2 separate regions of the Homo sapiens genome follow, and region 1 is linked to region 2. Evidence: read pairs that join two places in POLR2A ChIA-PET (ENCODE). Cell type or tissue: PC-9. All regions are shown on one strand. Each heading gives the region's core, and the rest is flanking DNA. Links, peaks and the distances in the headings are about the cores only.

What was found. ChIA-PET counts read pairs that join two places held together with the same protein. Peaks named below come from ENCODE experiments on the same cell type or tissue, not always from the same donor. Only the 100,000 strongest peaks of a DNase experiment are listed, where the experiment ranks them.
Region 1: POLR2A ChIA-PET joins it to region 2 with 5 read pairs; 2 of 35 experiments call an interaction of 5 or more read pairs at or near these places.

Annotation. Positions count from the first base shown.
Region 1 is chr1:227,383,535-227,394,194 of GRCh38, forward strand. LINC01641 (long intergenic non-protein coding RNA 1641) reads left to right here and starts at 10,020. Exons shown (of 4, transcript NR_187381.1): 1 at 10,020-10,170. RefSeq lists an enhancer at 5,303-6,063. In PC-9, for the core only: no CTCF peak of the experiment used is centred there; a DNase peak (open chromatin) is centred at 5,477; H3K27ac peaks cover 835 bases.
Region 2 is chr1:227,252,954-227,262,313 of GRCh38, forward strand. It overlaps CDC42BPA (CDC42 binding protein kinase alpha), which reads right to left. Exons shown (of 37, transcript NM_001394014.1): 2 at 1,111-1,202. Among named protein-coding and RNA genes, the nearest start is that of CDC42BPA, 61 kb to the right of the region's middle. In PC-9, for the core only: no CTCF peak of the experiment used is centred there; no DNase peak of the experiment used is centred there.

The sequences.
Region 1 (10,660 bases), core at 3,457-8,456, 130 kb after region 2:
GCTGGGATTACAGGCGTGAGCCACCGCACCCGGCCAGAGACCTTACCTCTTAAAACAAACAAATAACTGGGGGGCCAAAACGGGCAGATCACCTGAGTTTGAGAGTTTGAGACCAGACTGACCAACATGGACAAACTCCATCTCTACTGAAAATACAAAATTAGCCGAGTGTGGTGGCACATGCCTGTAATCCCACCTACTCAGGAGACTGGGGCAGGAGAATCGCTGGAACCCGGGAGGCGGAGGTTGTGGTGAGCCGAGATCGCGCCATTGCACTCCAGCCTGGGCAGCAAGAGCGAAAGTGTCTAAAAAAATAAAAAAATAAATAAAAATAAAAAATAAAGAAAACATTTAAAAAATAAATAAATAAAACAAAAACTCCCGGAATTGATATGCAATTATAACAAGATTGCAGGGTACAAGCTTAATAAACAAGTCAATTTTTTTCCTCTATACCAGCAAATAAGTGGAATTTGAAAATAAAAACACAATACTACTTACATTAGCACCCAAAAAATGCAACAATTAGTATAAATCTAATGGAACATATACAAGATCTATATGAGGAAAACTACAAAACTCTGTTGAAAGAAATCAAAGAATTAAATAAATGGAGAGATAGTCCGCATTAACGGAGAGGAAGACTCAATGTTGTCAAGATGTCAGTTTTTCCTAACTTGATCTATAAATTCAATGCAATCCTAATTTGTCATTGACAAAGTAGCAAAGGCAATGCAATGGAAAAAAAAATAATGTTTTCAACAAATGGTGCTGGAATAACTGGACATCGACAGGCAAAAAAATGTATTTAGACAAAGACCTTACACCCTACACAAAAATTAACTCAAAAACGGATCTAAATATAAAACACAAAACTATAAATTTCTAGAAGATAACATATGAGAAAATCTGATGACTTTGGGTTTGGAAATGACTTTTTAGATAAAATATCAAAGGCATAATCCATGAAAGAAAGAACCAATAAGCTGGACTTCACTAATATTAAAAATTTTGAAACATACTGTCAAGAGAAGGAAAAGCTAAGCCACAGATGGGGAGAAAACATTTGCAAAATAAGTATCTGATAAAAGGCTGTAATCCAAAATATAAAAATAACTCTTAAAAAGCAACAATAAAAAAAAAACAATTTAAAACTGGGCCAAAGATCTTAACAAACACCCCACAAAAGAAGATACAGAGACGGCAAATAAGCACATGAAAATCTCAGCATCATACCTCATCAGGAAATGCAAATTAAAACAAGACACCACTGCACATCTATTAGAATGGCCAAAACCCAGAACACTAACCCCACCAAATACTGATGAGGATGTGGAGCAACAGAAACGCTCACTCTTTGCTGGTAGGAATGCAAAATGGTTCAGCTACTTTGGAAGACAGTTTCGCAGTTTCTTGCAAAACTCAACATACTTGGCCGGGCGTGGTGGCTCATGCCTGTAATCCCAGCACTTGGGGAGGCCGAGGTGGGCAGATCACGAGGTCAGGAGATCGAGACCAGCCTGGCCAATATGGTGAAACTCCGTCTCCACTAAAAATACAAAAATTAGCCAGGCATGTTGGCACACGCCTGTAGTCCCAGCTACTCGGGAGGCTGAGGCAGAGAATCGCTTGAACCCAGGAGGTGGAGGTTGCAGTGACCTGAGATCAGGCCACTGCACTCCAGCCTGGGTGACAAAGCCAGGCTCCATCTCAAAAAACAAAAAAACAACAAAAAAAACCCTCAACATACTCTTAACATACAATCCAGCATTCACACTCCTTGGTATTTACCCAAGTGAGTTAAAAAAAAAAAATGTCCACACAAAACCTGCACGCAGGTGTTGATTTATTCATAGTTGCCAAAATTCAGAAGCAACTAAGATGTCCTTCAGTAGGTGAATGGATAAATAAACTGGTACATCCAGACAATGGGGTATTATTCAGCACTAGAAGGAAATGAGCTAACAAACCATGAAAAGACATGGAGGGAAGTTAAGTGCATGTTACTAAGTGAAAGAAGCCAATCTGAAAGGCTATATGCTGTCTAATTCCAACTGTGTGACATTTTGGAAAAGGCAAAATTATGGAGACAGTAAAAAGATCATTGGTGGCTAGGGGTTGGTGGGGAGGGAGGGGTAAGTAAATAGAAAACGGAAGATTTTTAGAGCAGTGGAATACTTTATATGACACTATAATGGCAGATACATGTCATTGTATCTTTGTCCAATCACATAGAATGTAGGACACCAAGAGTGAACCCTAATGTAAATGCAGGACTTTGGGTGAGAATGATGTGTCAGTGTAGGTTGATCAGTTGTAACAAATGCACCACTACAATGGAAGGTGTGGAAATGCACTGGGAGAAGCTATGCATATGTAGGGGCAGGTTTATATGGGAAATCTCTGTACCTTCCACTCAATTTTGCTGTGCTAAAACTGCTCTAAAAAATAAAGTTTATTTTTTAAAACATACAAGGCATACACTGAGAGAAAATATTTTCAAATCACATATCCAACAAAGGACATATATCCATTTTCTAAAAAAAAAAAACAAAAACAAAAACAAAAAACAAAAAACACCTTTCTAAACTCTACAATTAGAAAAATATCAAATTAGAAAATAGTGGTCAGGCACAGTGGCTCTTGCCCATAATCTCAGTACTTTGGGAGGCCAAGGTGGGAGGCTCATTTGAGCCCAGGAGTTTGAGACTAGCCTAGATAATATAGTGAGACCTCACAAAAAATTAAAAGATTAGCTGAACATGATGACACATGCCTGTGGTCCCAGCTACTTGGGAGGCTGAGGTAGGAGGATCACTTGAGCCTGGGAAGTGCAGGCTGCACTGAGCTGAGATCGTGCCACTGCACTCCAGCCTGGGTGACAGACTGAGACCCTATCTCAAAAAAAAAAAAAAAAAAAAAAAAAAAAAAAAATATATATATATATATATATATATATATATATATATGTATATAAAGACTTGGATATTTCACTAAAGAAGGTATATGAATAGCTAAAAAAGCATATGAGAAGATGTTTGACATCATTAGTCATTAGAGAATTGCAAATTAAAAGCACTATCTCCTACACATCTTGTAGAAGAGCTAAAATACAAAACAATGATAATATGAATGCTGGTGAGATTGTGGAGAAACTGGATCTCTCATACATTGTTGATGGGAATATAAAATGGTACAACTACTTTGGAAAACAGTTTGGGAATTTTTTATAAAGTTAAACATATACCTTAAAACCTTGATACCAGGCCAGGTGTGATGGTCACGCCTGTAATCCCAGCACTTCAGGAGGCTGAAGAAGGCAGATCACTTGAGGCCAGGAGTTTGAGAGCAGCCTGGCCAACAAGGCAAAACCCTGTCTCTACTAAAAACACAAAAATGTGTTGGGTGTGATGGTGCGTGCCTGTAATCCCAGCTACTCAGGAGGCTGAGGCACAAGAATCACCTGCGCCCGGTAGATGGAAGGTTGCAGTGAGCAAGGTTGTGCCACTGCACTCCAGCGTGGGCGATGAAGCAAGAACCTGTCTCAAAAAAACAAAAACAAAAACAAAAAACCTTGATACTACTCTTGAGTATTTACCCTAAAAGAAATGAAAATTTATGTTCACTGAAAAACCTGTATATGAATGTTTACAGTAGTTCTATTTGTAATCATCAAACACTGGATAGTCCATTCTCACACTGCTATAAAGAACCACCTGAGACTGGGTAACTTATCAAGAAAAAAGGTTTACTTGGCTCACAGTTCTGTACAGGTAGCATGGCTGCAGGGGCTTCAAGAAACTTTCAATCATGACAGAAAGGGAAGGGGAAGCAACCACGTCCTATGTGGCTGGAGCGGGAGGAAGAGAGGGAAGGAGGAGGTGTCACACACTTTTAAACAACCAGATCTCGTGAGAACTCACTCACTATCACGAGAACAGCAAGGGGGAAATCTGCCCCCTGATCCAATCACCACCTACGAGGCCCCTTCTCCAACACTGGGGATTACTTTTGACATGAAATTTGGGCAGGAGCACAAATCCAAACCATATCACAACCTAAACATCCTTCACTGGGAAAAGGGATATACAAACTGTGGTACATCCATACCATGGAATACTGCTTAGTAAGAAAAGGGAAAGGACAATTGAAAGGCACTCCAACAGGAATGCATCTCAAATGCATCATGATAAGTGAAAGAACCAGAAAGACTCATATCATTAGATTCTGTTTATATAACATTCTGGAAAAGGCAGAACTATAGCAATAGAAAATAAATCAGTGGGCCAGGCGCAGTGGCTCACGCCTGCACTTTGGGAGGCCGAGGCAGGCGGATCACTTGAGGCCAGGAGTTTGAGACCAGCCTGGCCAACATGGCAAAACCCCGTCTGTACTAAGAATACGAAAATTAGCCGGGTGTGGTGGTGGGCTACTGTAATCCCAGCTACTCAGAAGGCTGAGGGAGGAGAATCACTTGAACCCGGGAGGCAGAGGTTGCAGTGAGCCGAGATCGCACCACTGCACTCCAGCCTGGGTGACAGAGCAAGACACCATCTCAAAAAAAAAAAAAAAATCACCATATTCATGTCGCCTATGTTATTTCTACACTGGGCAGCGTTGGTACAGACTACTAAGTGCATTTTCTTCATTAGTCCTGAAATAAATGGAGATGAGACAGAAGTTATTTCCTCCATTTTATTCAGGACTTAATCTAGGTGTACCTAGTCAAAGGCAAGTGCCTGTAAGCAGAACCTTTACCTTTGAACAACCTATTTTGTGAGTGTTAAGTTGCAGTTCAAAACAGGGTGAAAAGCCTCGAAAATGTGAACCACTGTGGACTACAAAGAATGCCAGATTTGATCGGTCCTATAAAAGTGATTTATTATACATATGTATGTGTGCATATGATTCATAAGCATTTTCAGCCTGTTGAAAACGAAAACACATTTTAAACATATGAAAATCAGCAGAAATAAAAATGGATCGGGAAATAACATACTAGATTTGTGGCTTTATGTAAATAAAAAAAGAGAAATTACTTAAACAAATCCATCCTGTGTAAATACAAAGTTAACAAGAAAAGCCAGCTCTAATTTACCCTATGTTTGCACTTCTAGAGTCACAAGCATTTTATTTTTTGTTTTGTCTTGGAATTTGTTCCCTTATATAATGCATGTCAAAATAGCTGGAAAAATATGATTAACTACTGCCAGCTGAAATTCTTGTCCCACAAAGACAACTCCCTCCTGGCTCCTAATTTTCTTTTCATATTTTGGGCACTGTGAGATAATGGTTGGAGCACAGGCAGGAAGGCAGTGTGGCTCTACAGGAGAGAGAATTCCAGGTTGGGCCTTCTAACTTTGCAGCTATCATTAATTTACTAAGTCCTCCTGGCAGAGCCTCTTAAAGACTGACTGTGGTCTCACACAGGGTGTGGTCAGCAGGAATTTTGCCATAGGCTAGGTTTCCACAGGAGCTCAATCTTGCTAAAGTGTAATTTGGGTGCTAAAGGAAGAAGGAAAAGTAAACCAAAATACTTTCCATAGACCTAGGCATGACACTAACACCTTTGCTTTTATTACCTCATCCACAAAAGCAGGATGGCATTATATACATTCAAGAGCCTACCTTGAGAAGGTTTTAAACAAATATGCGACACATTCTTATCCTACTTCCACCAAATGTGCTGTTTTAGGTACCTAACAACTCCTCAATTTCCCAGTAAGTTATCTACGATGAGGTTCATAAACATGATCAGAAAGTTTCTTTGGTAGGCTAGGTGTGGTGGCTCAGACCTGTAATCCCAGAACTTTGGGAGACTGAGGTGGGAAGATTGCTTGAGCCCAGGAGTTTAAGATCAGCCTGGGCAACATAGGGAGACCCCATCTCTATTTAAAAAATAAAAATAACAATAATAAAAGTTTCTTTGATAGAAGACCCTCTTAGGAAGGAATACGTTCAAAATGGCTAACATAGTGTTGCCACCTGCGTACTCTGAAAAATTGTTTAAATTGAGTTCTTTAGATGACTAATACTAAATAATACGAACGGGCGTTTGTGAAACAATTATGGGAATAAGTGAAATAATTCTAAAAGTCCTTTAGTCTTTAGGGTGCTAAGTAAATCTTGAGATTTTGACAACCCCCTTCCCTATTTCTCAGATATTGTCCTTTCTTGCTCGTACTAGATTCCTTTTTTTTTTTTTTTTTTGAGACAGGGTCTCACTCTGTAAACCAGGCTGGAATGCAGTAGTGCTATCACAGCTCACGGCAGCCTCAACCTCCCGGGCTCAACCTCAGCCTCCCAAGCAGCAGGGATTACAGGCACACACCATAATGCCCAGCAAACTTTTAAAAAAATTTTGTAGAGACTGGGTCTCATTATGCTGCCCAGGCTGATCTAGAAATCCTGGCCTCAAGTGACCCGCCCACCTTGGCCTTCCAAAGTGCTGAGATTATAGGTGTGAGCCACTGCTCCCAGACCATTTTTCCACCTTAAATCAATCAATTGATTAATATTTATAGAACATTTACAATATAACTGGCAGTGGAATAGGCAACAGGGAGGATCCAGAAGATATGGAATGCATGGTCCTTACACTCAAGAAGTTTATAATCTATTTAGCAAAATCTAAGATTCAAAATAGCAGCAAACACCATACACCTAGGCATTAGACATTTATACCCTGGTGCTTTACCAACACAGTCAGATTCTGAGCAAGAAAGATGGGTGAAGATCAGAGTGCTTAGGAAAATCTTTAGGAATCTCATCTTTCTCCTGAGGAGAAAAGTGGGGAAAGAGGAATGTAAGGCATGGAATCTTGAAGGCTGGAGACTTGAGGACAAAAATGTCATTTCTCACTGAGCAGCAGGCCATCTAGAATTATGTAACCAAGTTGAATGGGACAAGACAAGTGAATTTATCAAAATGGGGTGCCTAAAACCATGCTGTACAATGTGGCAGCTGTTAGTCATATGTGGCTATTTAAATATAAATTAATTAAAGTTCAATAAAATTAAAATTTTACTTCTTCAGTCTCACTAGCCACATGTAGGTGGCCAATTGCCATATGTGGCTAGTGGTACCATATTGGATAGTGCAGATATAAAACGTTTCCATCATTACAGAAAGTTCTCTTGGACAATGAAGTTCTAGAACCACAGAAGTGTTGAGCAACAGGCAGAAAGGCATGGCTCAAAAGAATTCCCCAAGCCAACTGGCATGCTGGGGTTTCTGGCTTACACATGATTTCCATGACCACAAGTTGTGCAAAATGTGAAAGGGGTCTAATTAATTTAACAAATACACATTGAGCACCTACTAATACAAGAAGGCTAGGTGATATGAGAGACACAAAAGTAAAGCAGGTTCGAGTCTCAAAGAACTGGACATGAAGAGAGGAAATAAAGGCCTGTACATGAATAACAATAGTGCCAAATAAAAAGTGATAAGCAACCCTGTCTGTACTAAAAATACAAAATTAGCTGGGCGTGGTAGCACATGCCTGTAATCCCAGCTATTCAGGAGGCTGAGGCAGGAGAATCGCTTGAACCCGGGAAGCAGAGGTTGCAGGGAGCCGAGATCGCGCCATTGCACTTCAGCATGGGCAAAAAAACCGAAACTCCGTCTCAAAAATAAACAAACAAACAAACAAACAAACAAATAAATAAAGGGATAAGCATCCGAGGGGCTGCAATTCAAGCATGCAGGTGCTGAACGAAAGGACAGATTACTTCTGTTTGAAGGTTTCAAGAAGACTTCTTAGATAGGCATTATTTGAACTAAACCTTGAAGAAAGCAGTGGGGTGCGGTGGAAAGATCCCAGGGGACCAGGAGTCCAGAGATTATCTCTAGGCTCAGTTATGTCCTAATTAACTGTGTGATCTTAGGTAAGTCAGGCTCCAGGCCCCACTGTCTTTATCAATTGGGTAACAGAAGCAAAGAGGAACTAAATGTCCAGGCCGGGAGACCAATAAAAGCAAAAGCACAGGGATAGATTGATAAGTGTAGAGGAAATCAAATAGTCTACTTAATAATGAAGTGTAGCCATAGTACAGCTATCTTATAACTTGTACCTGGGCATTATATAATTCTTGAACAACCCCAAAAACGTGTATATAAAAATGAAAAGTCACCATCACAAAAAACAAAAGCTAGATTTTGGTAATGTCTTGATAGTTTAGATCAGATATGAGAAGCAAAGCAGATAGAATGGAAGTGATTGTATTTGCATTTAAATATGGTTGTGAAGTGGAGCTGGAGAATAACTACTATTTTGGTTCCCTTTGGGAAAAGGCTGTCATTCATGAAATTATGAGCAAGTGCCACACTTCAGGAAACAATAAATAAAATTACAGGACATTTCTGAGGGGGAAGAAAAGCAAGCTAGAATTTGAAGCTGAGAAATCACTATCGAACAGGTGGTTAAAAGGATAAAGCTGACATGAAAAGAGTAAAGCCAAGAACTTGGGAGTTAAAATGAAATGTAGATCGTATGTGGAATGTGGAGCCCCTTGTTAAAAAGCAGACAGAAAAATAGTGCATAAAATACCAGCTCAGCAGGTTTGTCGATCTTTATCTCTGGAGCGAACATGAATATACATAGAGAAATATTTGCATTTTGCAGCTGTACCAAAGCATCTGTCAGTAGCTCCATTATCATTTTCTTGTGTATATATTTTCATATCCACATAGAAACATTTGAGTAGGTAAAAATATATGCTCTGTGTGTTCAAATATACTAAAATATTTACTTAATGGTTAGCATTAAAAGTTCCTAGTAATTGTTTTTCTAACCCCACAGCTTCCTACTAGCTAAGGGCACATTTCTTAGTTCTTCCTTTTTTTCTCTAAAATCCTGAAAATAAGATCCAATATAGCCAGGTGCAGTGGCTCATGCCTGTAATCCCAGCACTTTGGGAGGGTGAGGCGGACGGATCACCTGAGGTCAGGGGTTTGAGACTAGCCTGGCCAACATGGTGAAACTCCATTTCTACTAAAACTGCAAAAATTAGCCAGGCGTGGCGGGTGCCTGTAATTCCAGCTACATGGGAGGCTGAGGCAGGAGAATCGCTTGAACCCGGGAGGCAGAGGTTGCAGTTAGCCGAGATCACGCCACCGCATTCCAGCTTGGGTGACAGAGTGAGACTCTGTCTCAAAAAAAAAAAAAAAAATCCAATATAGCTAAGAGAAGACACATAGCTATTATAAATAGAGATATGTGATCACCTACCCATCCAAGTTTTAAAAATAGTCTTAAGTGCTATTCCCTCGAAGATCTGTAGAATTTGCTTTAAAAATAAATATCGGTTGGGCATGATGGCTCACATCCGTAATCCCAGAACTTTGAGAGGCTGAGGTGGAAGGATGGCTTGAGGTCAGGAGTTCAAGACCAGCCTGGGCAACATAGTAAGACCCGCCCCCCCACCCCATCTCTCCAAAAACATTTTTAAAAAATTGACCAGGCATGCTAGTACATGCCTGTAGTTTCAGCTCCTTGGGAGACTGAGGCAGGCAGATTGCTTGAGCCTGGGATTTCGAGGCTTCAGTGAGTTATGATGGCACCACTGCACCCAGCCTGGGCAACAGAATGAGACTCCATCTCCAAAAATAATAAATAAATAAATAAATAAATAAATAAATAAGTATTCTTTTTTATAGTGCAATGATCTGTGATTTTATATATCTGTGGGTGCAATTGTATCTCTTTATGATTCCTAATATAGTTTATTTGTGCTCTTTTGTTTCTTTATCAGTCTTATTAAAGATTGGGTAATCAAACCGGATTTTTTTCTTAAAACTAACTTTCATTTGTATTTATTTACTCTATTTTATGACTTTGGTTTCTATTTCAGCCTTTTCTGCCCTTATTTTTACTGATGCCTCCTTCTGTTATGGGTCAAATTGTGCCCCCTGCCCAAAGATAGGTTTAAGTTTCAATCTCCAGTACTTCAGAATGTGACTTTATTTGGCAACGGGGTCATTGCAGATGCAATTAGCTAAGTTCAGATGAGGTCATAGTGGAGTAGGGTGGGCCTCTAATCCAACAAGACTGGTGTCCTTAAAAGAAGAGGGAAATATGGACACAGACATAGACACAGAGGAAGATGATGTGAAGACACACAGGGAAAACATCATGTAAAGACAGGCTTGGAGTGGTGCACCTACAAGGTGAGGAACATCTGAAGCTGCCAGAAGTTGTGAGAGAGGCATGGAGTAATTCCTTTCCTAGCACCTTCAGAGGGAGCACGGCCCTGCCTATACTGATAACGATGGTTCAACTTACAATTTTTCAACTATACAATGCTTTAAAAGCAATTCAGTAGAAACTATACTTCAAGTAACCATGCAACTATTCAATTTTTCACTTTCGGTACAGTATTCAATAAATTACACAAGATATTGAAAAATAGGCTTTGTATTAGATGGTTTTGTCCAATGGTAGGCTAATGTATGTGTTCTGAGCACATTTAATTTAGGCTAAGCTAAGCTGTGATGTTTGGTAAGTTAGGTGTATTCAATGCATTTTTTTTTTTTTTTTTTTGAGGTGGCGTTTCACTCCTGTCTCCCAGGCTGGAGTGCAATGGCACAATCTCGGCTCACTGCAACCTCCGCCTCCTGGGTTCACGCTATTCTCATGCCTCAGCCTCCTGAGTAGCTG
Region 2 (9,360 bases), core at 3,217-8,216:
TATCAAGACTATCACATATCCAGGAATAAATCTGCTGAAAGATGTGGAGGTCTTCTATACTGAATGAACACTACAAAACGGTATTGAGATAAATTTATAAAGCCCTAAATAAATGGAAGAATATACCACGTCTATGGATTAGGTGACTCAGTAGTATTGTTAAAATGCCAATTGTCTGCAAACTGATCTCCAGTTTCAATACAAACTTTACCCAAATTCCTGGAAAAAAGAGAGAGAGAGAGGAGACAAGAGAAGAGAGAGGAGAGAGAGAGGAGGGAGAGAGAGAAAGAGAGCGAGAGAGAGAGCGAGAGAGAGCGCGCGCGCGTGCGCGTGCATGTGTATCTTTACAAGTGAGTCGAAATTGAAAAACTGATTCTAAAATACTATGAAAATATCCTTTAGGAGGACAAGGTGGGCAGATCACTTGAGGTCAGGAATTTGAGACCCGCCTGACCAACACGGCAAAAACCCAACTTGACTAAAAATACAAAAATTAGCTGGGCCTGATGGCGGACGCCTGTAATCCCAGCTACTCGGGAGGCTGAAGCAGGAGAATCACTTGAATCCGGGAGGTGGAGGTTGTAGTGAGCCAAGATCATGCCACTGCGCTCCAGCCTGGGCAACAGAGGGAAACTCCATCTCAAAAATAAATAAATACATACATACATACATACATACATACATACATACATACATTCATACATAAAATAAAATACTATGAAAATATCAGGGGAGGAGAGATGGGAGAGGGGGAGAAAAAGGAAGTCAGAGTATATACACTACCAGGTATCAAGATTCCTTATAAACTAGAATAAGACAGACCAACAGAACAAAAGAAGAGTCTAGAAACACACTCATATTTACATTGACATATGAAGTACATGTGAAAACATGATCTTAGAAAAAATTCCCAGTAGAAATATTTCATTCAACACTTTATTTTCTGAGCTATTATATCAATCACAACAGCACAATCAATCACATCAATCACAACTTAACAAATATTGTTTAACAAGTAACAAGTAACAATACTTGTTAAATTCTCTCACAATTGTGTTCAACAGCTTCCAAAATAATTAGCAGACCTTCTATCAAATCTTAATCTCTTACCTCCCCAAAAGCTCCTCGACCAATCACCTTTAATATTTCAAAGTCTTCTCTATGTAATCGCATTTGTTTCACTTTAGAAGTAAATGGTTTAGCTGAAATGAAAGAGCAATATCAATTATTTTCTTAATAAAATGTGATGCAAATTAGATATAAATAATGGTGTTTCTTAGTTACACAAAAATTCAAATTATGATTTAAGAATTGTCAAAATATTTAAAAATCCCAAACTATATGAGAATAAACAGATTTAATTTCCCTAAGAAAACAATATATTTTCTTTTATTTCTTACATATGAATTACATTTTTGGTGAGAAATGTATGTTTAAACTCCAAATAACATATAAAAGAATGCAAAGCAAGGGGGATGTAAAAATGAGACCAGTTTTAACATTCTATCAGCATTAAATATATATTTTAACACAAAGATATAAAAAATAAAAGCAGATTTCATGGCACCAGAGAGCTCTTCAGCAATTCCCACCAAGTAAACTCATGTTTCTTTCACGCTCATTCATTTGTTCCTTTAAAATGCGTTAGCAAACGTCTACAGTATACAAAGCATGGTGGCAATGACTGGAGTTTTTAAAAATTTGATTATGATATGATACTTTCCTTCAAGAAACTCTTAGTCTTCATTCAAGAAAGACAAGTATGCATATATGCAGACACAAAATTTAATAATGTGATAAAGTTTTAAGTGCTTCAGAATTAGTGAGAATAGAACACTAATTATGTGGATACTAATGCTTCACACAAAGGAGATAACAGATAAATTGAACCTTGAGGACTAAATAGAATCTTGCTGCTTTGCCTGGGTTTGACAATGTAGATATTCCAGGCAAGAGGGAACAATATAAGCAAATGAAGAGAGGCGAGGAAGTGAATTTGGGGTGTTAATGGTAAATAATCCATGGTAAAGAATTGTGAGAAGAAATGCAAAGAAATAAGAGCTAGAAAATGGAAAAGGCTTTGAATTTCATTAAAGGAATTTAGATGTAATCTTATTAATAATTTTAACTGGTAAATTAAAAATGTTTAATGATTAGAGCAATTACATATTCTGCTGCCTCTAAGAGAAGTTTAAACGTGTCTCCTTTCCTCTCCTCAGGTCCCTCTTTATTCTAACACAAAAAGGAACTGATATGATTAAAGGATCATAATACATGGGTGTAGCTGTCTTCTCTCTTCCTTCCATGGAGCCAGAGTGTGATAAGATCAAAGATACATATTTGAGCATTAGGGGAGTGAAACAGATAGGTCATACAGTTTGCTCTGATCTAAAAGTATGCATTTAGCTCTAACTAGCTTCGAAAACGGGTATTCCACACTGCTTAGTCAAGTCCACTAGGGATTTCTGTATTTGTGTTTTGTAAGGAAAGGAAAGAGAGAGAGGATTTCTATCTGGAATTGACACAACAGAGAAGAGAAAGAGAAAAAAATTAGCTGAACGTGGTGGCATATGCCTGTAGTCCTTAGCTACACAGGAGGCTAAGGCAGGAGGATAACTTGAGCCCAGGTATTCGAGGCTGCAATGAGTCATGATCATACCACTGCACTCCTGCCTGGGCAAAACAGCAAGATCCTGTCTCTTAAAAAGCAGTAATAAAAGAATTAATAATAATAAAATTCCATTTGCAACAGCATCCAAAAGAATAAAGTACTTAAAGATAAATTTAACCAATGAGGTGAAAGACTTGTACATTGGAAACTACAGAATATTGCTGATAAAAATTAAAGAAGACTTAAATAAATGAAAAGACATCCAGTATTCTAGATTGGAAGAAGACTTAATATTGTTAATATGACAATGTTACCCAAAGCAATCCACAGATTCAAAGCAATCCCTATCAAAATTACAATGGCATTACAGAAATAGAAAAACTCATCCTAAAATTCATATGGAGAGAGAGAAAAGACAACCCATAGAATGGGAAAAGTATTTGCAAATCATGTATCTACTAAGGAATTAATACCAGAATATACAAAGAACTCCTACAAGTCAACAACAAAAAACCCCAATTCAAAAATGGGCAAAAGTTTTAATAAACATTTCTCCAAAGAAGATAAATAAAAATGAAAAAAGAATGAGTTCATGTCCTTTGCAGGGACATGGATGAAGCTGGAAACCATCATTCTCAACAAACTAACACAGGAACAGAAAACCAAATACCACATGTTCTCACTCATAAGTGGGAGATGAACAATGAGAACATACATGGACACAGGGAGGGGCACATCACACACTGGGGCCTGTTGGGGTGGGGGCCAAGAGGAGGGAAAGCATTAGATAAATAACTAATGCACGCGGGGCTTAAAACACAGATGACAGGTTGATAGGTGTAGCAAACCACCATGGCACATGTATACCTATGTAACAAACCTGCATGTTCTGCACATGTATCCCAGAACTTAAAAGTAAAATAATATATATATGAAGATATATAAAAATGGCCAAAACACATATGAAAAGATACTCAACATCACTAATCATTAAGGAAATGAAAACCAAAACCACAATGAGATACCACTTCACAACCTCTACAATAGCTGAATTTTTTAAATTAATTAAATAAAACAGAAAATAACAAGTGATGAAGAGGATGTGGAGAAACTGGAACCCTCATTCATTGCTAGAGGGGATATAAAATGTTACTGCTGCTTTGTAAAACAGTTGGGTAGTTCCTCAAAAAGCTAAACATAGATTTACCAACATATCCCAGCAATTCCATTCCTATGTACCCAAGAGAATCAAAAGAAGAGATTCAAACAGATATCTGTACAATGATGTTCATGACAGCATTATTCGCAGTAGCCAAAAGGTGGAAATTATCCAAATGTCCATCAAGAGATGAACAGATAAACAAAATGTGATATATATATACAGACACACACACACACACACACACACACACACACACACACACACCAGTATGTTAAGCAGCTTTAAAATGAAGTTAAGGTCTGATACGTGCTATAATGTGGATAAATCTTGAAAACATGCTAAGTAAAGTAAGACAGGCATTAAAAGGCAAATATATTATGTCACTTAAATGAAATATCTAGAATAGGCAAATTCATAGAGACAGAAAGTAGATTAAAGGTTACTAAGGGCTGGGGGACAGGAGAATGAAAACTTATGGCTTAATGGTTACAGAATTTCTCTTTGGATAATGAAAAAGTTTTAGAGACAGCTATGTGATGGTTGTTACATAATATTATAAATATAATTTAATGCCACTGAATTGTACATGTAAAAGTGGTCAAAATGGCAAATTTTGTTATATGTATTTTACCACAATTTTTAAAAATTAGTAAGATATCAAAACCACTGAATTGTATACTTCAAACAGGTGAATTGTTTGGTATGTCAATCATGTCAGTAAAGCTGTTTTAAAACAAAATAGGAAGATGCTGGGCACAGTGGCCTGTAATCCCAGCACTGTAGGAAGCCAAGGCGGGTGAATCACCTGAGGTCAGGAGTTCAAGACCAGCCTGGTCAACATGGTGAAACCCTGTCTCTACCAAAAATACAAAAATTAAATGGGCATGGTAGTAAATGGGCGCCTGTAATCCCAGCTACTTGGGAGGCTGAGGCAGGAGAATCACTAGAACCCAGGAGGCGGAGGTTGCAGTGAGCCAAGATTATGCCACTGCACTCCAGCCTGGGCGATTGAGTGAGACTCTGTCTCAAAAAAAAAAGGAAGAAAACTTTTTTAAAAATCACACGCAAGTTTGACAAGGTGGGTGAAACCTTTTTTAAAAAAAATTACACACAAGTTTGACAAGGTGGGAGATACATACAGACCTACTAGAACTAAAAATGGGGCCGGGTGTGGTGGTTCACGCCTGTATCCCAATACTTTGGGAGGCCAAAGCAGACGGATTGCTTGAGTCTAAGAGTTCAAGACCAGCGTGGGCAACGTGGCAAAACTCTGTCTCTACAAAAATACAAATATAAAAATCGGCCAGACACGGTGGCTTGTGCCTGCAGTCCCAGCTACTCAGGAGACTGAAGTGGGAGGGCCACTTTAGCCCAGGAGATGAAGGCTGCAGTAAGCTTAGAGGGCGCCACTACACTCCAGCCTGGGCAACAGGGTGAAACCCTGTCCGGGAAAAAAAAAAAAAAAAAAGAACTGAAAATGGGAGCCTGACTATCCCCCCAAATAATTGTAACACCAGTCTTCTATACTTAAAAGCAGTTTTGATTTCTACTATATCACAAAATCACAAAACAAAGGCATCCTTAAACCGAAACCTAGCTCCCCCACCCAGACTAAATCAGAAATTCAGAAAAAGTGTGCTGCAGAGCTGACACTTCAGGTAAATTATACCTATTGACTATTCTAATTTGGGGTAAATATGAACACAGAACAATAAATATTAACAATATTAAGTGTCTATACAGGGGTATACAGTTATCTTGTCATATGATGATACCCTAAGTAGTATAAAGAAAATGAATCAAAACAAAGCTAAGGGTTATACAAATCATTACTGAGCACTCCATTCATAATGTCTGGGATAATTTAAAAGATGCCTTAACAAGTTATAGCTGAGAGTTCAGAAATTCAATGATAGAACCAAAAGAATCATGTATCAATTACTTGAATATTTCTTATTTCTATGCTGCATTTGAAAAAAAACTGATTATACGTTCAACTTATTCCTGAAAAAAGTTCATTAGCAATATTTAACAAAAGTGCTTTTATACAAAGATATGTTCTTAAAAATTATATCCACCAAAAAGTTCATTTCAAGCACACTCTATGATTAAAATAATTTTGAATATAAAAGACAAATTGCAAAAGACTTTATATTCATTACAACAATTGAAAAAGATATAATAATCACTACGCTACTGCCCTTGACAAAAATCAAGGGCATATAAGGGACTAATCAGATCTGTTGCGCTGGTAGATAAATGACATGCTATTCTGAATAGATGCTATTAGTGATATTTCACAAAGTACTACATCATCTAATGATAACAATACCTTGACTTTCTTCAGTGCTGTATACTTAAATGACTTCACTTGTGGCACACACTTTCTGAGGTATCTGCCACGCCGCCTCCCTCCCTTTTTCTGAAAATCTCCCCCTCAGTTCTCAGGGGTGGGCCAAGTGCATATTGTGAGGCCCCATTTAACTGGCCAGTGTTAACTGAACCAATATGGAAATCTGACCTAAGCTGGGGGACAAGTAATTTCAAACCTAACTCAGAGTCAGTCTCTGCAGATGATTACAAGAATTAACATACAAACTCAGCAAGTGTTGAGGCAAACATCCTACTATGACTCTAAAAGCAAAAGAGAAAATCAGTTCCACATAATGAAAGAGAAAAACAAAGCAGATGCATAGAGAAAGGCAAAGACAATGAGAAAAGGAAGTGTTCCGATAGCTTCCTTATTCCCGGTGTTCTGGCGATTCCTGACATTTGATTGCATCCCCGCCTTGTATTTCCCGAACAAGCCTGAATCTTACACTAAATACTTGGTTTTTAGCTCACAACTAGACACGGTTAGCTTCCAAACTAATACGTAATTTAGTTATCATAAAATCCATAAGGTACATATTATTAACCCTCATTAATATTATAAGGCCTAAACATAGTATGTGACTTGCTGGCCTAAACTTGACTAGTAAGTCACAGTACTACTATGACACTGCTAGCTCAGAGAAGGACACACCAACTTAGAAGTAATAGCTTAGAAGTAATAGTTTTATGTAAATTATGACAACTTGTCCAAACTTCAAGAATGTGATATAAAAATAAACAAAACAGAATCCTTTAATCATTGTCTTAATGTACTCTAGTTTTAAAAGTACTTCTTGGCAAAACAAAAACAAAAACAAAAAAAATTGATTTGGTACTAAGGACAAACTTTCTGTGTGATAATAATAATCTTAGCAGGCATTATTTTATTGGGAGCCATCTAAGCCAAGTACCATACTAAGAACTTCCCATTTTACAGAAAAAAAAAAAAAAGGTTTAGAAAGATAATATAAATTCCTGAATATTAAATACCTAGTAAGTGGCAAAGACAGGATTAAAACTCAGATCTATCAGGCTCCAAAAGCCTTTCCAACATAACAAGTTGCCTCTTTATTCCCAAAAGGTTTGAAATAAATACAGATGCTGAAATTAAGAGATTCAAAAGTGAAATAATTCTAAGTTAAATAAAAAAGATCTCTGAAACTGAAAAGAACAAAGTATGTTTCTATGTGAGTTCCTAAAACACTGCCTGGGGTTCATTGTTTACTGTTTAATGAACAGATAAATGAATAATTCTAGAAGAAAAAGAACTCAAAGTTCCAATACAAAATGCCTGGTATACCTTGCAAGGTACATCTTTCTCCCTACTCTGTGTAGCCCAAGATCCAACAACAGAGTCTCCTTCAATTCTCCCATCCAACCTCCTTCCTCCCTACAACTACTGGCCAGGTGGTAGGAACATAGATTGCAAGCCACTAGTGATAGCTACCATGGTGTCAGAAAGAAAGTGTCCAATAGAAAGAGAGAGTGGAAAGGCAGAGGCATAAGTGAGAAGAAAAGATGAGAAATGAAGACAGAGTCTGAAGGAGTAAGATAAGGCCTGGAAGAGAACAGAGAGTGCTGGAGCAAGAAATTTTAACCTTCCCTTCACCCATTATTTTCCTTCTTCTCTTTCGTCTCGAATTTCTCCAGTGGGTTTCCATTCTACCATTCTTCTTCTCCCTTATCTGCAATGGAATAACATAAGAATCTGGAACCAACAGTAGGGCAGGAAAAGAGAATAATCCATGCAAAAGGGAGACTAGAAGAGAATAGGGAAGAATGAGAAAAGAGTAGTTAATAAAGCCATGTTAAAACTGTTATCAATTATGCCAGGCTCTGTGTCTAAATTCTGTAATACTGTGACTATACATTAATGAGTTAAAATATACAAAGAACAAAGTTACAGGTGGTATATTTGAGACTTTTTACAATCACAGACACATGAAGGTTAAAAACAGTATTATTCACCTTTAAGCACCAGTATCTTTCATATTAAAATTTTTTAACAGAATAATTGAGTTTTTCTTTTTTTTTGAGACAGAGTCTCGCTCTGTTGCCCAGGCTGGAGTGCAGTGGTGTGATCTCACCTCACTGCAACCTCCACCTCCAGGATTCAAGCAATTCTCATGCCTCAGCCTCTTAAGTAGCTGTAATTACAGGTGCGTGCCACCATGCCCAGCTAATTTTTGTATTTTTAGTAGAGACGGGGTTTCACCATGTTGGCCAGGCTGGTCTTGAACTCCTGACTTCAGGTGATCTGCCTGCCTTGGCCTCCCAAAATGCTGGGGTTACAGGCCTGAGCCACTGCACCTAGCCTGAGTTATTATTAAACAAAGTTTCAAAATAGTCCTTGTGCATATATGGGCTTGACAACACAGTAAGCAGTAACACAGACCCACACATACACAAATACACATAGAAATGCTAAATAAAACAAACAACCATGAGAGATTTTAAATATACAATCAAACTAATGAAGGAGAAGAAAGGAAGAGAAATCCCCAAGAATTAGAAATAAAGAAAAATAATCAAAACTTTAAACACAGGAATAGATGCTGCAAAAGCAAAAGTCCTGGACACAGGCCCTAACAGGTGCCTGTTAGGGATCATTCGATCCACAACGAATGAAGGTATTGCTGGTGGCTTAACAGAGGTAGAGGACTGGAATGATTACCTCTCATTAAAACCAGGACCCTTTCCCCATGTCAGGGAATAATAAAAATTCTGATTCTTGTCCAGTGAAGCAACCTAGGGTGTTGGTGGGGGGCAGCATAAGAGGAAAACATGAGGGTTTGGAGTCTGAATCCATACTGCCCATGTGGTAAAGAAATCCTCTGCCAAGAAATTAATATTAAATCTAGTTCCTATCCCACAGAAGCAAAAGCATTCAGAGGGAAAGGAACTCATCCCAGAAAAATCTACCTCAGTCAAAAGTGAGCTCACAATTGAAAAAAAATTAAACTAAATGAGGAAATAGAACACCAAAATGGGGAAAGTTGGCAATCAAAACAAATGGGAAGATTAGTACCCTCAAGAACTCAAGAGAATAATACAATCTGAAAAATACCATGAAGTGGGTAACAATGATTCAAGAGATAGAAGAAATACAAATAATGAAAGAACAGAGATTTGAAAATTAACCAAGTAAAACAAGAAATGAAAAATACTGCCACTGAAATGTAATGATATATTAACATGTGCATATAGGACAAAA